2 separate regions of the Homo sapiens genome follow, and region 2 is linked to region 1. Evidence: read pairs that join two places in POLR2A ChIA-PET (ENCODE). Cell type or tissue: MCF 10A. All regions are shown on one strand.

What was found. Peaks named below come from ENCODE experiments on the same cell type or tissue, not always from the same donor. Only the 100,000 strongest peaks of a DNase experiment are listed, where the experiment ranks them.
Region 2: POLR2A ChIA-PET joins it to region 1 with 5 read pairs; 3 of 35 experiments call an interaction of 5 or more read pairs at or near these places.

What each region holds. Positions count from the first base shown.
Region 1 is chr11:118,630,388-118,638,387 of GRCh38, forward strand. PHLDB1 (pleckstrin homology like domain family B member 1) reads left to right here. Exons shown (of 23, transcript NM_001144758.3): 7 at 820-1,092; 8 at 1,526-1,666; 9 at 1,772-1,909; 10 at 5,006-5,161. Among named protein-coding and RNA genes, the nearest start is that of MIR6716, 9.6 kb to the right of the region's middle. RefSeq lists enhancers at 440-948, 949-1,456, 4,483-5,153. In MCF 10A, no CTCF peak of the experiment used is centred here; a DNase peak (open chromatin) is centred at 4,534.
Region 2 is chr11:118,849,515-118,857,514 of GRCh38, forward strand. No RefSeq gene overlaps it. Among named protein-coding and RNA genes, the nearest start is that of CXCR5, 30 kb to the right of the region's middle. RefSeq lists an enhancer at 6,911-7,000. In MCF 10A, no CTCF peak of the experiment used is centred here; no DNase peak of the experiment used is centred here.

The sequences.
Region 1 (8,000 bases):
CTGGGCATTCAAGGACTGGCAGCAGCCCATCCTGCTGATAAACAGCCAAGGGCTGCCTGAGGGTAACTTGGAGCTGAGGTGGGGACAAAGAGGGCCGTGTCCTTGGTCTACCTCTTCTCCATGTATGTCTGTGGTTGGGTGTCTGGTCCCTGTGGGCTCATGGGTCTGTTTTCCAGCACTGTCTGTCTGCATACATGCCCACCTGTCTGTATGCTAGACTGTGTTTATCTGTGAGTGTGCATCAGTGTGCATTTGTGCATGTCAGGGCTGGTGTCTCTGTACTTGCCTATTAATGCAGGGCCAGGGCACATGTTGTATCCTTGTGTGCCTGTGCATCAGTGCTGGTGTGTCAGTATGTGTCCTTGTGTCTGTAGATCTGTGTGTACCTGCGTCAGGACGAGCAACTGAGTTTATCTGTGTCTCATTGTGGTCTGTAGTCTGCTTAACAGTGTGTTTCTGTATGTGTTTAGTGTGTTACTGTGGGTCCATTTGGTGTGTTCCTGTGTGTCCTGGGGTAGACTGAAAAAAGAAAGGAACAGGAAGATGGAAGGGGCTGTCCCAGAAGTGGGCAGGAAGAACCAGGCTGTTATGCCATGTGGGCATGTGGCACAACAGCCTCGTTCTTCCTGCCCACTTCTGGGGCACCTTGTTTCCCTCTGCCTCCCCTAGGTCTTGGGGTCAGGCCTCTCCTGACTTGACACTGATGTCCTAGCCCCCTGTAACCCTGCTCTCCCTCCTGACAGGATACTGAACCTGGCTCTATCCCCACCAGGGCTCAGCTTCCTCCCCTTCATGTCCTGCTCTGTCCATCCTCCCCAGGAACGCCAGCGCCTGGAGACCATCCTGAACCTGTGTGCCGAATACAGCCGGGCTGATGGGGGACCTGAGGCTGGGGAGCTTCCCAGCATTGGGGAGGCCACCGCAGCATTGGCACTGGCAGGCCGGAGGCCCTCACGAGGCCTTGCAGGGGCCTCTGGGCGGAGCAGCGAGGAGCCTGGCGTTGCCACCCAACGCCTATGGGAGAGTATGGAGCGCTCAGATGAGGAAAATCTCAAGGAGGAGTGCAGCAGCACTGAGAGCACCCAGCAGGAGGTGAGATGGAGGGGTAGGCAAGACAAAGAGGCTGAAGTTGGACCTGCTGGGGGCAGAGGAGGCTGGTGTATCCAATGCCAAGGTCCAGTGAGGGGAAGGATCAAGTTTGGGAAGAGATTAGAGAGCAGAGGTGCAGAAATGAGACAAGGAAGAGAAGGGAGGTGTTGATGAGCTTCCCAAGCTGTAAATATGCTTTATGACCTGCCTTTCCATGGGGCCCCACCCAGGCCTGGCACTCAGTGGTAAATATTCTCTTCCGCAGAGCCCTTATTGCTCCCCTCAAAGGTGGGGGTTGCGGGGGGGCAGGGAATTAGCCTCCTGTCTCAGTCCAGCTATTCCTCAGCAAGTGCCTGGAGGAACAGGTGATCCATTTTCTTAGTCTGATTCCAAAAGGCTCTAGGCTTCCTCAGTTGATAGCTTCCCTCCCCTCCAGCACGAAGATGCACCTAGCACCAAGCTCCAGGGAGAGGTGCTAGCCCTGGAAGAAGAGCGGGCTCAGGTGCTGGGGCACGTGGAGCAGCTCAAGGTCCGTGTGAAGGAGCTAGAGCAGCAGCTGCAGGAGTCAGCCCGAGAGGTGAGCCGTGAAGTCCCTAGCTGGACTCTTCCCTAGGCCAACTGAAGGCCCCAGAGAGGGGCCACAGTCAGCTGCTTTGATGGGGACCCTGGTGTCTGCCCCCAGGCCGAAATGGAGCGGGCACTGCTGCAGGGAGAGAGGGAGGCAGAGCGGGCACTGCTGCAGAAGGAGCAGAAGGCAGTGGATCAGCTGCAGGAGAAGCTGGTGGCCTTGGAGACAGGCATCCAGAAGGAGAGGGACAAGGTAACCCACACCTGGCCCAGCTTAGTGCTGGGTACCAGTGGCCTGGGAGAGAAGGAGAAATGTCTTCTCTGGGGCCCTGTACCCTTCACCTCATCATCCATTCTGCAGTACAAGTGGTCTCTGTGGCTTTCCAGAGACAGAGTGACTTCTCCTCCTCTGTGGAAGGAACCAGCTTGGAGGGCACTGCCAGGGGCTGGGCTGGTGTCTGGGGTCTCCTCTGTCTGGGTCTGTGTGCTACCTCTGGGTGCCTGCCATCCTAGGCCCTTTATGGCCCTTCTAGGAAGTGCCAAAGCCCCTTCTTGGGCAGTGAGCACAGCCCAAGGGACTGACATTGGGGAGTGATTCAAGTTCGGGTCCCACCATCTGGAGAACATCTCCCTCCAAGCATGCCACAAGTGCTTACGTTGTGATCTTTGGGAGATGGCCCTCGGGCCTCTGCTTCCCTTGAGCCTTCAGGATCTGCAGCCTCCCATCCCAGGTGATCCTAGCTCCTGCCCCTGCCCCTTTCAGATTTCGTGCCAGCCTGCAGGGGCCACTCCCAGATGCCCAACACCGTGCCAAAAGCTCTGAAGTGGAGAGGGGTCATCTATTTCTGGATCTGACAGTATTTTTCCAATAATTTAATTTTCCTTCTGGATTTTTTGAGTTTCTTCCTCCTGCCCTCAATTTTGAGAATCTTAAAAATTCTTTGACCCTTTTTTTTTTTTTTTGGAGCTTTGGCTCTGGCCCCCAAAACCACACTCCCAAATTCTGTGCCAAATTAACTCCACGCTTGCCAACTAGGCCTACACTAACGTCCCTTCTAATCACTGACTTGGGCTTTCCGCATGCCCCTAACTGCCAGTGCCACCCAGGTAGGGCTGAGCCATGCCCGCTTTTGCACTAACTCAGTGGGTGCCTCTGTGCCCCTGGCCTCTCTCCTCTAATGCTGCCTCCTTCTTTTCTTGGTGTGGGACCCCAGAGTTTTTATATGAAAGGAATTGGCAGGAGGATTGGTAGCTCAACTTTACTCAAGGGGGCATTGGCAGGAGGGGTATGAGGGTGGGGGAAATGCTTGGCTGTGGAGCTGCTCAGACTGAAGAGTTCTTTCCATTGGAAATGCCTAGGCTGCTGTCTTAGGCTACTGTCTGAGGACAGCATGAGATAACCCAAGGAAGCTTCCTGGCAGCTTCCTGCACAGCAGAGTAGGCTGTCTTCCACCTATTCCCCTGCCTGCCCTCTGGAGCCAAGGAGTAAGGAGGCCCAGTTGTGGGCGTGGTCTTGGAGGGCTTGAACAGGACCTCTCTGCCAACATAGTGGCTACCCTTCCTAGCTTTCCCTTGGGGCTTCCCAAATTCAGATACCCATCAGAGGTTGGTAATGGGTAGCCCCTACTCTTCTCCTCACTCCTGAGCCACCTATAACACAGGGTATTTTAAAGGCTGAGTCCAAGGATGAGGAAGCACCTAGACCCCAGGAACTGGCCTGATTAGGTCCTCCTCTCTGGGGATGGGTAGATGAGTTGGGTAGAGGGATGGGAGTGACTGGGTTCAGCATAGGGCCTCACTCCCAGGGATAAAGCTCAGCATTTCAGAAGGAACCTGCCTAACCTCATTTCCCACTGACCTGGAGTTTTTTGGAGGCCTAGACTTCGCTTTCTCTGTGGGGAAGAGAGGTTATTCGAGGCTGTGGTAGTGATGGTGGTGGTGGTGATGGTGGTAGTGATGGCAATGGTGTGGAGGGTTCACTTGGCTTCCCTCCCCTGCCCTCAGCCCATGGCTCCACTCTGGCTTTGGAATCAGTAACCACAGTTTCTCCTCTGCCTGTCCTTTGAGGGGTGACTCACCAAACCCTCCCCTCGTCCCCCTTCCCACCCTCAGAGGTGTCATCTCACCCCAGAAAGAACCGTCCACCCCCTCTGTACCCACTCCTGGGACTCATTACCATGGAAACAGCCCGAACTAATTGCAACCCTCATCCCTGAAGTTCAGCCTGCAGGGCCAACACCCCACCCCGACCCTGGGCAGGAGGGGAGGGAGGCCAAGGGTGTTGGGTTGGGGTCCCCTCTGCCACACTGCTTTAACATCCTCAGCTCCTGATTGACGCCCAACCCTGGATTTAACCCTCACCATCACTACCCTTTTTCCCTGGGTTAAATTTTGGTCTCTGGGCTGTAGTAGAAGGGGAGGGATGAGAGCTGGAGGCTCTGTGATGCAGAACCAGCCTTGACTGGTTTGGAGAGAAAACAGAGGGCCTTTTCTCGAGACCTACCCAACAATTTCAGTTCAAGGGACTTCAGGAGACCAAAATCTGTGCCCTGCCCCCACACCTCTGCCTGTGTTACCTCATCCCCTGCACCTCTGACTGCCGTGTTACCTTCAGCTCCTGGCCTTGGGCCCTCTCCCTCTTCACCTCTTTCCCTCCTCACTTTCCCTTTCTGCCCTTTTCTTTCTCCTCGCCTGGTTATTCTCCTCTTTGATTCTAGCCTTTTTTTCTCCTCTCTCAACCCCCATTGCCGACCCCCATTCTGTCCCGCCCTGGCCGCCCTCCCGCGCTCCCCTCCCGCCGCTGCCGGGCCGGAGTTGAGGAGTGTGTGTTCTGTTTCTCCCCTGTGCCCCGCCCTCTCCCTCGCCCTCCCGCCGACCAGGAGAGGGCGGAGCTGGCCGCGGGACGGAGGCACCTGGAGGCCCGCCAGGCGCTCTACGCCGAGCTCCAGACGCAGCTCGATAACTGCCCCGAGTCAGTGCGGGAACAGTTACAGGAGCAGCTGAGAAGGGTCAGTTCCACCGCCCCCCCTCCCCCGGCCCCGCGGGCCACGCCCCAGAAGGAAGAGAGGAGAGCGGTGGGACGGGACCACCTGGCCTCTGCAGTACCTGCCGGACACCAGGGTCGGTGCTGCGGTTTGGAGGGAACCGGGAAGGTTGGGGAATCAGCGCTCCAGGCCATGATGCCCGCAAAAGGGCAAGGCCAAGTACAGCGGGAGCTGGGGGGAGGCAGGTTTCTTACCCAATTTCCCCGGGTCCAGCCCCATACAACGCATGCCCCTGTGGCCTGGTCTTCCAGGCCCAGAGTGGCATTGCAAGCACCACCCAACCCCCTTTGTCACTGTCGTTGAAGGAGGCAGAGGCCCTGGAGACTGAGACAAAGCTCTTTGAGGACTTGGAGTTCCAGCAGTTGGAGCGGGAGAGCCGCGTGGAGGAGGAGCGCGAGCTGGCCGGCCAGGGGCTGCTCCGGAGCAAGGCTGAGCTGCTCCGCAGCATCGCCAAGAGGAAGGTGTGCCCCACCTCGTTCCCTGCTGCGTGCTGTTGGAGGCCAGTGACCTGGGTTTGAATCCCAATGACCTCACAAAAGTTAACTTCGTCTTTTGTGCCTGGATTTCCTTGTCTGTAAAATGAGAATTACAACAGGTTGTTGTGAGAATTAAACAAGATGTAAAGACAGAATAGGATGTGATTGTAATGAGCACTCGGTGAAGAATAACTATTATTAAGCTCTGACTCCCCTCAGTCTTCCAGTGGAAAGTGGATTCTGCTCCCATTCAGAGCTTGGCACTGGCCCAGCAGGAAGGTGAAAGATGGAGGAGGAGGAGGCTTGCCCCTGTGCTTGCAGAGCTCTTGTCTGGTGGAAGTGCTGGGACACACAGAAAGATTTGAGATCTGGATATTAGAGCCAGCTAGGGGCCCTAGAAAGGGCATTCATTTCGGTTCCAGCCATGGCTCAGCCCTGCCTTGGCTGAGCTATAAAACAAGGGTTATTGGGTATTGTGGCCTGGCCAGCTGTGACACGCTAGCTAGATACTGTGATCACCTGCTCTTGATCTCAGCCAGACCACAGGATGGTGGCACAGGTGACTGTGTATGTTTGGGGAGTAAAGCTGGGAGGAGGTATGTGTTAGTAAGGGTTGGGAAGAGGTGAGGGAGGGATTGGAGAGGATGGCTCAAGCAGCTTCCACCCTTATGGCTGAAGCTTGTGGCCATGCACATGCACACATGCATGTACATTTTGCTTGGCTGGAGTTAGTGTGGGGGAAGTGAGGGTGGTGAGATTGGGGAGGGGTGTCTAAAATTGGTGACGTAGGGGATTTGCTGGTTAGCCTGGGGTTGGTGGTAAGTGGGGAGCTGCTGGACTTTCCTTGAGTCCAGATCCCATGCTTCTCTCCCTGAGCTGCTGTCTTACAAACGCACTTTCTGGATGTAAGACTGACTGATGAAAGGAGGGAAGAAAATTGACACACCTAAGCACATGGGTGTGTGTCAGGCACCTTGCTGGGAGCCTTCCTTGGATTACCTCAATGCTGTCCTTAGGACGGTATCACAAGACAAGTGCTGTTATTCCCATTTTATAGACAAGGAAACTAGGAGTAGGAGAAGCTACACATTTTGCCCAAAGCCTCCCATTATATAAGCTTCAGAGTCAGAATTGGAACCCAGGCCTGTTGGCCCAAATCCCACGTTCCTTCGACTGTACTGCACTGAGGCTAGGGGCGGGCACTTCTCTAGCCTCTTCCTCTTTCTTTCTGGAGGGAATGCGGTAGGGAGCTGTAGATCAGCTAATCTCATCCCTTTGGGGTTCTGGTGAGTATAAGCTCCAGGGAGTTTGGGAGGGCTTGGCAGTAGTGGATTCCTCTTCCCACACCCACCCTGCCTCCTGGGAAACCGGAGCTCAGCCCCTAGGACCTGGGGTGTCACATTCTTCCCCATGCTCCTCCTTAGGAACCTTATCCAGCTTTCATCCTCAGACCCTAGTGTCCCACCCTAGGCTCTGTCTGCCCTGGTGCCCTGTGCTCCCCTGCCCTTTCCACTCTGATTCAGAGTGACTCAGAGTACTGGTCTGGGAGTCCAATAGATGATTCTAATCCGTGCTCTACCACTTAGCTGGCTAAGAGATCTTAGCTCCTAAATATGTTGGTGTTCTCACCTATAAAATGGGTATAAATGCACCTGCCTCATAAAGGAGCTTATTAAATTACGTAACAAATGCAAAACATTTAGCAGAGTTCCTGGCTCCTAATGGGTTCTTAGTAGATGGCAGCTCTTGCGGTGAGGATTACTGCCTAGCCTACTTTGTTGTTGTTGTTGATTTTGAGACAGAGTCTCGCTGTTGTCGCCCAGGCTGGGTTGCAATGGTGTGATCTCACCTCACTGCAACCTCCACCTCCCAGGTTCAAGCGATTCTCCTGCCTCAGCCTCTCAAGTAGCTGGGATTACAGGTGCCCCCCCAACCCCACACCTGGCTAATTTTTGTATTTTTGGAAGAGGTGGGATTTCACTCTGTTGGCCAGGCTGGTCTCAAACTCCTAACCTCAGGTGATCCAGCCTCCTCAGCCTCCCAAAGTGCTAAGATTACAGGCATGAGCCACAGCGCCCGGCCAGCCTACTTTGGTCTTTTCTTGGACTGACCCCAAATTTAGGACATCTCCCTTCTTTAACTCTTCCTTTCCCATGATTTGTTCCTAAAGATGGTGGTTTAAGGCCGCCTTCTTCAGGAAGCCCTCCTGGGATTAACCCAGCCCATTTTTCCCATCTCTCATCCTTCCCCCTTACTTACTATCTTTTCATTTCCTTTTAGCACATGATTGTTGAGCCAGGTACTGTTCTAAAAGCCCTATTGGGGGTATAAAGACAGAAAAGACAATGTGGATCTTACGTTTGGGGCAGGCTGGTGGTGGTGGTAACAGATATATTCACAAATAACAATAATAAAGGCAGATGGTGATACAGAAGAATGTGAGCACAGAGGAAGGAGCAAAGAAATCGGCAATCAAGGAAGGCTTTGGAGAGGAGATAGCATTTGGTCTAGTCTTAGATGATAAGTAAGCTCTTGATAGGTAGAGAAGATTGGAACAGCTCTCCTGGCCTAAGGAAGCGACATAAGAAAGGCCTGAGAGTTTACAGCTACACAGCTGAGTGTACAGTGTGGCTGAGCTGAAAGGACATGGAGGCTGTAAGAGGGAGGGGAGCTGCAAAGGGTTCGGGAGCCCCGAATGCCTGGTAAGGAGTTTGTGCTTTATCCTGTGTGTAATGAGGAGCCACTGAAAGATTTTGAGGAGAGGCATGATCTGACCTTACTTGTGGATTTTTAAAAAATTATTCAAGTAATATTCCTTTTTAGA
Region 2 (8,000 bases), 220 kb after region 1:
GGAGGCTGAAATGGGAGAATCACTTGAGCCCAGGAGTTCAAGGTTTTGGTGAGCTGTGATTGAGCCACTGCACTCCAGCCCATCTCAAAAAAAAAAAAAAAAAAAAAAAAAGCTTTCACTTAAATATTTTTAGGAAATAAAAAAATGAGCTAGGCATGGTGGTGGGCGCCTATAGTCCCAGCTACTCAGGAGGCTGAGCAGGAGAATTGCTTGAACCTGGGAGGCGGAGGTTGCAGTGAGCCGAGATCGCGCCACTGCACTCCAGCCTGGGCGACAGAGTGAGACTCTGTCTCAAAAAACAGAATAAAATAATAATAAACTCATTGTGTGTCAACATAAATAACATACATAAATAACTTTTGCTAGTATCTGAATGTTGGCGTACTCCCCAAAATTCATATGTTGAAACCTAATCCCCAAGGTGATGATATTAAGAGGCGGGGTGTTTGGGAGGTAATTAGGTAATGAAGGTTCCACCCTTATCGAGGGATTAGTGCCTTTGTAAAAGAGGCTTGAAGGAGCTTCCTTGCTCCTCACACCTTGTGAGGACACAAAGAAGGAGCCATCTATGAGGAACAGGCTTTCACCAGACACCAAAATTGCTGACACCTTGATCATGGACTTCCCGATCTCCAGAATTGTGAAAAATAAATTTCTGTTGTTTATATATTACTCAGCCTAAGGTATTTTGTTATAGCAGCCCAAACATACTCAAACACTTTTATGAAACACAACTACATTTCAAAAGGAAAAAGAAGTTGGTGAGAAAAGAGCAGCTTTGTTTTACATTTTTACAAATCTTATTCATCTCTGGCTTCACAGAAGACAGCTGGATTCTCATAACTGGTGCTGCATGTAGTCTAGTGTGATATCAGTCATTCTGTAGCCTCTGGAACATTCCACATTTTGTGATAGAACAAGAGTGAAAATGGCATGTAAGCACTATAACAGTTCACAGATAATTTTTTATTATTATTATTTTGTTAAGATGGAGTCTTGCTCTGTTGCCAGGCTGGAGGGCAGTGGTACGATCTCAGCTCATTGCAGCCTCCGCCTCCCGGATTCAAGCAATTCTCCTGCCTCAGCCTCCTAAGAAGCTGGAATTACAGGTGTGAGCCACTGTGCCTGGCCTAATTTTTATATTTTTAGTACAGATGGGGTTTCACCATGTTGGCCAGGCTGGTCTTGAACTCCTGGCCTCAAGGGATCTGCCTGCCTTGGCCTCCCAAAGTGCTGGGCTTATAGGCATGAGCCACTGTGCTCAGTCCAAATTTTTTTTCTTTTCTTTTCTTTTTGAGACAGAGTTTCACTATTTTTGCCCAGGCTGGAATGCAGTGGCGCGATCTCGGCTCATCGCAATCTCTGCCTTCCAGGTTCAAGCAATTCTCCTGCCTCAGCCTCCCAAGTAGCTGGGATTACAGGCATCTGTCACCACACTCGGCTAATTTTTGTATTTTCAGTAGAGACGGGGTTTCATCATGTTAGTCAGGCTGGTCTTGAACTCCTGACTTCAGGTGATCTGCCTGCCTCGGCCTCTCGAAGTTCTGGGATTACAGGCGTTAACCACCATGCCCGGCTTATTTTCTTTTTTAAAAAAAATTTTTGGGACCGGGCGCGGTGGCTCACGCCTGTAATCCCAGTACTTTGGGAGGCCGAGGCGGGTGGATCACGAGATCAGGAGATCGAGACCATCCTGGCTGACGCAGTGAAACCCCGTCTCTACTAAAAATACAAAAAATTAGCCGGGCGTAGTGGCGGGCACCTATAGTCCCAGCTGCTCAGGAGGCTGAGGCAGGAGAATGGCATGAACCCGGGAGTTGGAGTTTGCAGTGAGCCGAGATTGCGCCACTGCACTCCAGCCTGGGCGACAGAGCGAGACTCCGTCTCAAAAAAAAAAAATTTTGGGGCTGGGTGCAGTGGTTCACGCCTGTAATCCCAGCACTTTGAGAGGCCAAGGCGGGTGTATCACCTGAGGTTGGGAGTTCGAGACCAGCCTGACCCACATGGGGAAACCCTGTCTCTACTAAAAATACAAAAATTAGCTGGGCATGGTGGCAGGTGCCTGTAATCCCAGCCACTGGGAGGCTGAGGCAGGAGAATCTCTTGAACCGGAAAGACAGAGGTTGCGTTGAGCTGAGATCGTGCCATTGCACTCCACCCTGGGCGACAGAACGAGACTCCGTCTCAATCAATCAATCAATCAATCAATGAAAATAGTTTAGATTTCACAGACCCGCTGAAAGGGTCTCTGGGACCTCTGATATTCCCAGACCACACTTTGGGGACCCCTGTTGTAGCATTATGCCAGAGGACTCTGCTTGGTCCTGTTCAGCATTCTCACTACCTGCTAGGACAAAATAATCAATGTTTACCACTTTGGCAGATGATGCAAACTGGGAAGGGAATTATTACAAAAGATGACAGAATTAAAACTTTTAATTATTTCAGCTGACCAGAATCAAACAGAATTAAATTGTATGTGGGATATCTTGCATTTACGTTTTGCTTTATTTTAAATTAGTTGCACGTGTACTAGAAGCATGGGATGGAAGGAACTGGCCAGATAGCAGTTTGTATGAAAAAGATCTGGTGGTTTAGGCCAACCACAAGCTAAATATGAACCAACAGCTTGTAACATAATGTCAAGAAGTGTAACCATTGAACTGGGACAGACGGGCTGAGGGTTACTTGGAGGAGGGGTGGGTAGAGGAGGGAGTAGTTACATTTTCTTTGCTCCAGCCATTCTCACATTTGCTCTGACTCTCTGAACACTGCTTGCCCCCAGCAGTTTGCTCTGTCAAGAGGCCTCTGTCCAGGGGTCTGCTTGCTTCTGTAAAACACTAGAGCTCAATCTCAGCATCACTTGCAGTCTTCTTCAACATCACCCTTTGGAACTTGGCATGGCCACCTGGGACTCAACTCTTCCTGGCCTGGCCCACAGGAAGAACGGGTCATGGCTTCTTCCTGCTTGTCGCCAAGACGGTGTCTTTGTGCCTTGTGAAATGATTCCATCCCTTCCCTCTTGGGTCAAGAGAGAAGTTCCTCCCAAGATCAGCAAGGATGGCCCCGACTGGCACACACTTCAAGAAGGTGATGATTTCTCCTATTCTGCTCCGGTCTAAGTCAGTCAAGAATGGCATTCTAATCTTGTTACCGGAAAGGGGTCCCGATCCAGACCCCAAGAGAGGGTTCTTGGACCATGCGCAAGAAAGAATTTGAGGCAAGTCCACAAAGTGAAAGTCCACAAAAAGAAAGCAAAGGAATAAAAGAATGGCTACTCCATAGGCAGAGCAGTGGCTTGAGCTGCTCGACCGAGGATACTTACTGTTACTTCTTGATTATATGCTAAGCAAGGGGTGGATTATTCATGAGTTTTCTGGGAAAAGAGTGGGCAATTCCCAGAACTGAGGGTTCCTCCCCTTTTTATTTTTTTAAATTTATTTTTATTTATTTATTTATTTTATTTATTTATTTATTTATTTATTTATTTATTTTTATACGGAGTCTCGCTCTGTCACCCAGGCCGGAGTGCAGTGGCGCGATCTCGGCTCACTGCAAGCTCCGCCTCCCAGGTTCACGCCATTCTCCTGCCTCAGCCTCCCAAGTAGCTGGGACTACAGGCGCTCGCCACCACAGGCTAATTTTTTGTATTTTTAGTAAAGACGAGGTTTCACCATGTTAGCCAGGATGGTCTCGATCTCCTGACCTCGTGATCAACCCGCCTCGGCCTCCCAAAGTGCCGGGATTACAGGCGTGAGCCACCGCGCCGGCCTCCTCCCCTTTCGAGACCATATAGGGTAACTTCCTGATGTTGCCATGGCATTTGTAACTGTCATGGCGCTGGTGGGTGTGTCTTTTAGCATGCTAATGCTTTATAATTAGCGTATAATGAGCAGTGAGGACAACCAGAGGTCACTCTTGTCACTATCTTGGTTTTGGTGGGTTTTGGCTGGCTTCTTCACTGCAACGTGTGTTTTTTGTTTGTTTGTTTGTTTGTTTGTTTTTGAGACAGAGTCTCTCCCTGTCGCCCAGGCTGGAGTGTTCACAGCAACCTCCGCCTCCCGGGTTCAAGCCATTCTCCTGGGTTCAAGTGATTCTCCTGCCTCAGCCTCCCGAGTAGCAAAAGGCGCACGCCACCATGCCCAGCTAATTTTTGGTATCTTTAGTAGCGATTTCACCATGTTGGCCAGGTCGAACTCCTGACCTCGTGATCCGCCCGCCTCGGCTTCCCAAAGTCCTGGGATTACAGGCGTGAGCCACCGCGCCCAGCCACCTGCAACATGTTTTATCAGCAAGGCCTTTATGACCCGTATCTTGTGCTGACCTCCTGTCTATTCCTGTGACTAGAATGCCTAGCCTCCTAGGAACGTAGTTCAGTAGGTCTGAGTCTCATTTTACCCAGCCCCTATTCAAGATGGAGTCGCTCTGGTTCAAACCCCTCTGACAGTCTGGGAAAATTACTCACTCCATTAATGACCTGAAAAAATTCCAGAGGATGATGGAGGCAGAGAATAGGCTCTGGAGTCAGGTGTAGGTACAAATCCCTTCTCTGTCACTTGCCAAATGCATGCCCACTGCACAAGTTACTTAAACTCTATGAACCTCAGTTTGCTCATTTCATTTATATAATGAAAGTAATATTGGGTATTATGAAGGCTGAGTGAGATAATTCATATCAAGTGCTTATCATAGTATCTGGCACATAATAATCATTTATTAAATATTAATTGTATAAATTGTATTTTGTCTCAATTTTTTTTTTTTTTTTTAGATAGAGTCTCTCTATGTTGCCAGGCTGGAGTGCAATGGCATGATCTTGGCTCATTGCAACCTCCGCCTCCTGGGTTCAAGCCATTCTCCTGCCTCAGCCGCCCGAGTAGCTGGGACTACAGGTGTGCGCCACCACACCCAGCTAATTTTTCTATTTTTGGTAGAGATGGGGTTTCACCATGTAGGCCAGGATGATCTTGATCTCTTGACCTCATGATCCACCCCTGACTCGGCCTCCCAAAGTGCTGGGATTACAGGTGTGTGCCACCTCACCCGGCCAATTTTTTTTTTTTTTTTAAGACTGAGTCTCACTCTGTTGCCCAGGCTGGAGTGCAATGGCGTGACCTTGGCTCACTGCAACCTCTGCCTCCAAGGTTCAAGCAATTCTCCTGCCTCAGCCTCCCAGGTAGCTGGGATTACAGGCACGCACCACCATGCCTGGCTGATTTTTTTTTTGGTATTTTTAGTAGAGACGGGGTTTCGCCATGTTGGCCAGGCTGGTCTCAAACTCCTGACCTCAGGTGATCCAGCCACCTCAGCCTCCCAAAGTGCTGGGATTACAGGCGTGAGCCACCATTCCTGGCCTGTATCAAAAATTTTAAAGGGAAACCTGATCCGAAGAGGCACCTTTCTGCCTACAACACAGGCCCTTTCATCAGCTGACCACAGGAGGGGTGCTCCATGGAGCCCCAGGGCCACAGGCATCTCCATTTCAGAAGAGGAGTTCTGCCCTACAGGTACATAACTAAAAGTCCCTTCCAGAGGGTTTTCCTAGAATGAAAATGGATTAACTTCAGCTTTGAAATGACAAATTTCATTTCCTCTCCATTCCTATAAAAGCTTCAAAGATTTCAGGGTCAATTTTCTGTTGGGGCTCAAGCTCCAAGGGTCTGTGTGTGTGCATCCCCTGGATTCCCCAAGAAGAAGAACCCGGCCCAAGACCTCCATGCAGCCAAGCCTGTCTCTACCAAAAGCCAAAGCTTGGGCGAGAATACAGATGGAGGCTCATAGACCATATACCTGATAGTTACAAGTTATAAAGAGACTATTAGACCAAATATGGTTTATCCTCCTGTGATATTCTGAAATATATATTTGGTCTTTATCACCATTTCCCAGCATACAACTCCTAAAATCCTGGGAATCTACAAAGTGCTGTGTTTTGTTTTTTGCTTTTTTGTTTTGCTTTTTCTTTTGTGAGACGGAGTCTCCCTCTGTTACCCAGGCTGGAGTGCAATGGCACAATCTCACTCAACGTCCACCTCCCGGATTCAGATGACTCTCCTGCCTCAGCCTCCCGAGTAACTGAGATTACAGGTGCCCGCCTGTCACCAACATGGTGAAATCCCGTCTCTACTAAAAATACAAAAATTAGCTGGGCGTGGTGGTGTGCCTGTAATCTCAGCTACTCGGGAAGCTGAGGCCGGAGAGTCCCTTGAACCTGGGAAGCGGAGGTTGCAGTGAGCCGAGATCACGCCACTGCACTCCAGTCTGGGTGACAAGAGCAAAACTCCATCTTGGAAAATAAAAAATAAAAAAAGAACTAGGAAGCCAGCTGGAATTTAGAATTCTTGGACTCCTCAGTTTCTCCTCGGAATGTGGAAGTGCAGAGAGGTCTGGCCTGTCACAGTCAAGTCCCGCTCTTCCATTCTGTAACCGCCCAAGGGGTTCACCTTGCCTGCTGCCAATTAATCAGAGCTCTTTTATGTATAAACATCACACACACACACAACACATATAAATACAGACAGACAGAAGATTCAGCACTTGTAAGATTTTTCATTTGCCAGTTTCTTAATTGGATTACTGAGAGTGATTTAATTTATACTTCAAAAAGATTACTCTTGGCCGGGCATGGTAGCTCATGACTGCAATCTCGGCACTTTGGGAGGCCGAGGAAGGAGCATCGCTTGAGACCAGGAGTTTGAGACTAGCCTGGCCAACATAGTGAGACCCTGTCTCAAAAAAAAAAAAAAAAAAAAAGATGACTCTGGCTGCTGTGAGCAGAAAGGATTGTGGGGTGCACAGTGGAAGCAGGGAGACTAGCTGGGAGGTAGGGGCAGCAGTCCCAGAGTGAGAGAATGATGGTCTGGACTAAGATCAGGGCTAAGATCAGGTCTGGACTAAGATCTCCCTGTGGCCAGGGAGAAAGTGCACGAATGGAGGCAGCATCTGCGGGACTTGCTGTTGGGTTCCATGTGGGCGAATATGAGGAAGAAAGAGATGTCAAGAATAACTGGCCTCTTCTCTCCAGTGATGACCACATCCTGTCTGTCATAGCTGCCTTTGCCATATGTGGTCCCTATAACATATTTAAAATGTTGGTGTTCTCAAATTTGTTGATGTTTGCCTTTGTTATTTTTTTCATTATTTTTAAAATCTCAAGTCATTTCTCATTTCAAAACCTCCTATTATTTGGCCGGCTCAGTGGGTCATGCCTGTAATCCCAGCACTTTGGGAGGCGGAGGCGGGCAGATCACTTGAGGTCAGGAGTTCGAGACCAGCCTGGCCAACATGGTGAAACCCCGTCTCTACTAAAAATAAAAAAATTAGCCAGGTGTGGTGGTGCATGCCTATAATCCAAGATACTCGGGAAGCTGAGGCAGGAGAATAGCTTGAACCCGGGAGGCGGAGGTTGCAGTGAGCCGATGGTGCTACTGTACTGTATGGGTGACATACAGAGCAAGACTCTGTCTCAAAAATAAATAAATAAATAAACTCTCATATTATTTACCTATAATTTTTTCTTTTTTTAAATTAAAAATTAATTTTGGTATAAGAAATATTCTTCAAACTACTGGTAGCTATTCACTAGTGAGTTATTAGATCAATTTACTGGGCAGACACCAGAATTTTCTTTTTAATAATATAGGAATAGAATAGAATAGAATAGAATAGATCAGAGTCCATCTGACATAATAAGGATAAATATTGCTTTATAAACTTTTGTTTTAATTATTAATTTATATTCAGGCGAGATGTTCCACATATTTCTTACTGTGGGTCATAGTCCAAAAAGGTTTAAAAGCCTCTTTATAAAATGAAATAATAAAATCTGGTTATTTTAGTCCAAAACTGTAAGCAATTTTCCCAGTATTATTGAAAGACTAGTCTTCTCTTTCACCACTGATTTATGAGTCCTTCTTTAGCATGTATTACATTTTGGGGTTTTTTTGAGACAGAGTCTCACTTTATACCCCAGGCTGGAGTGCAGTGGCACAATCTTAGCT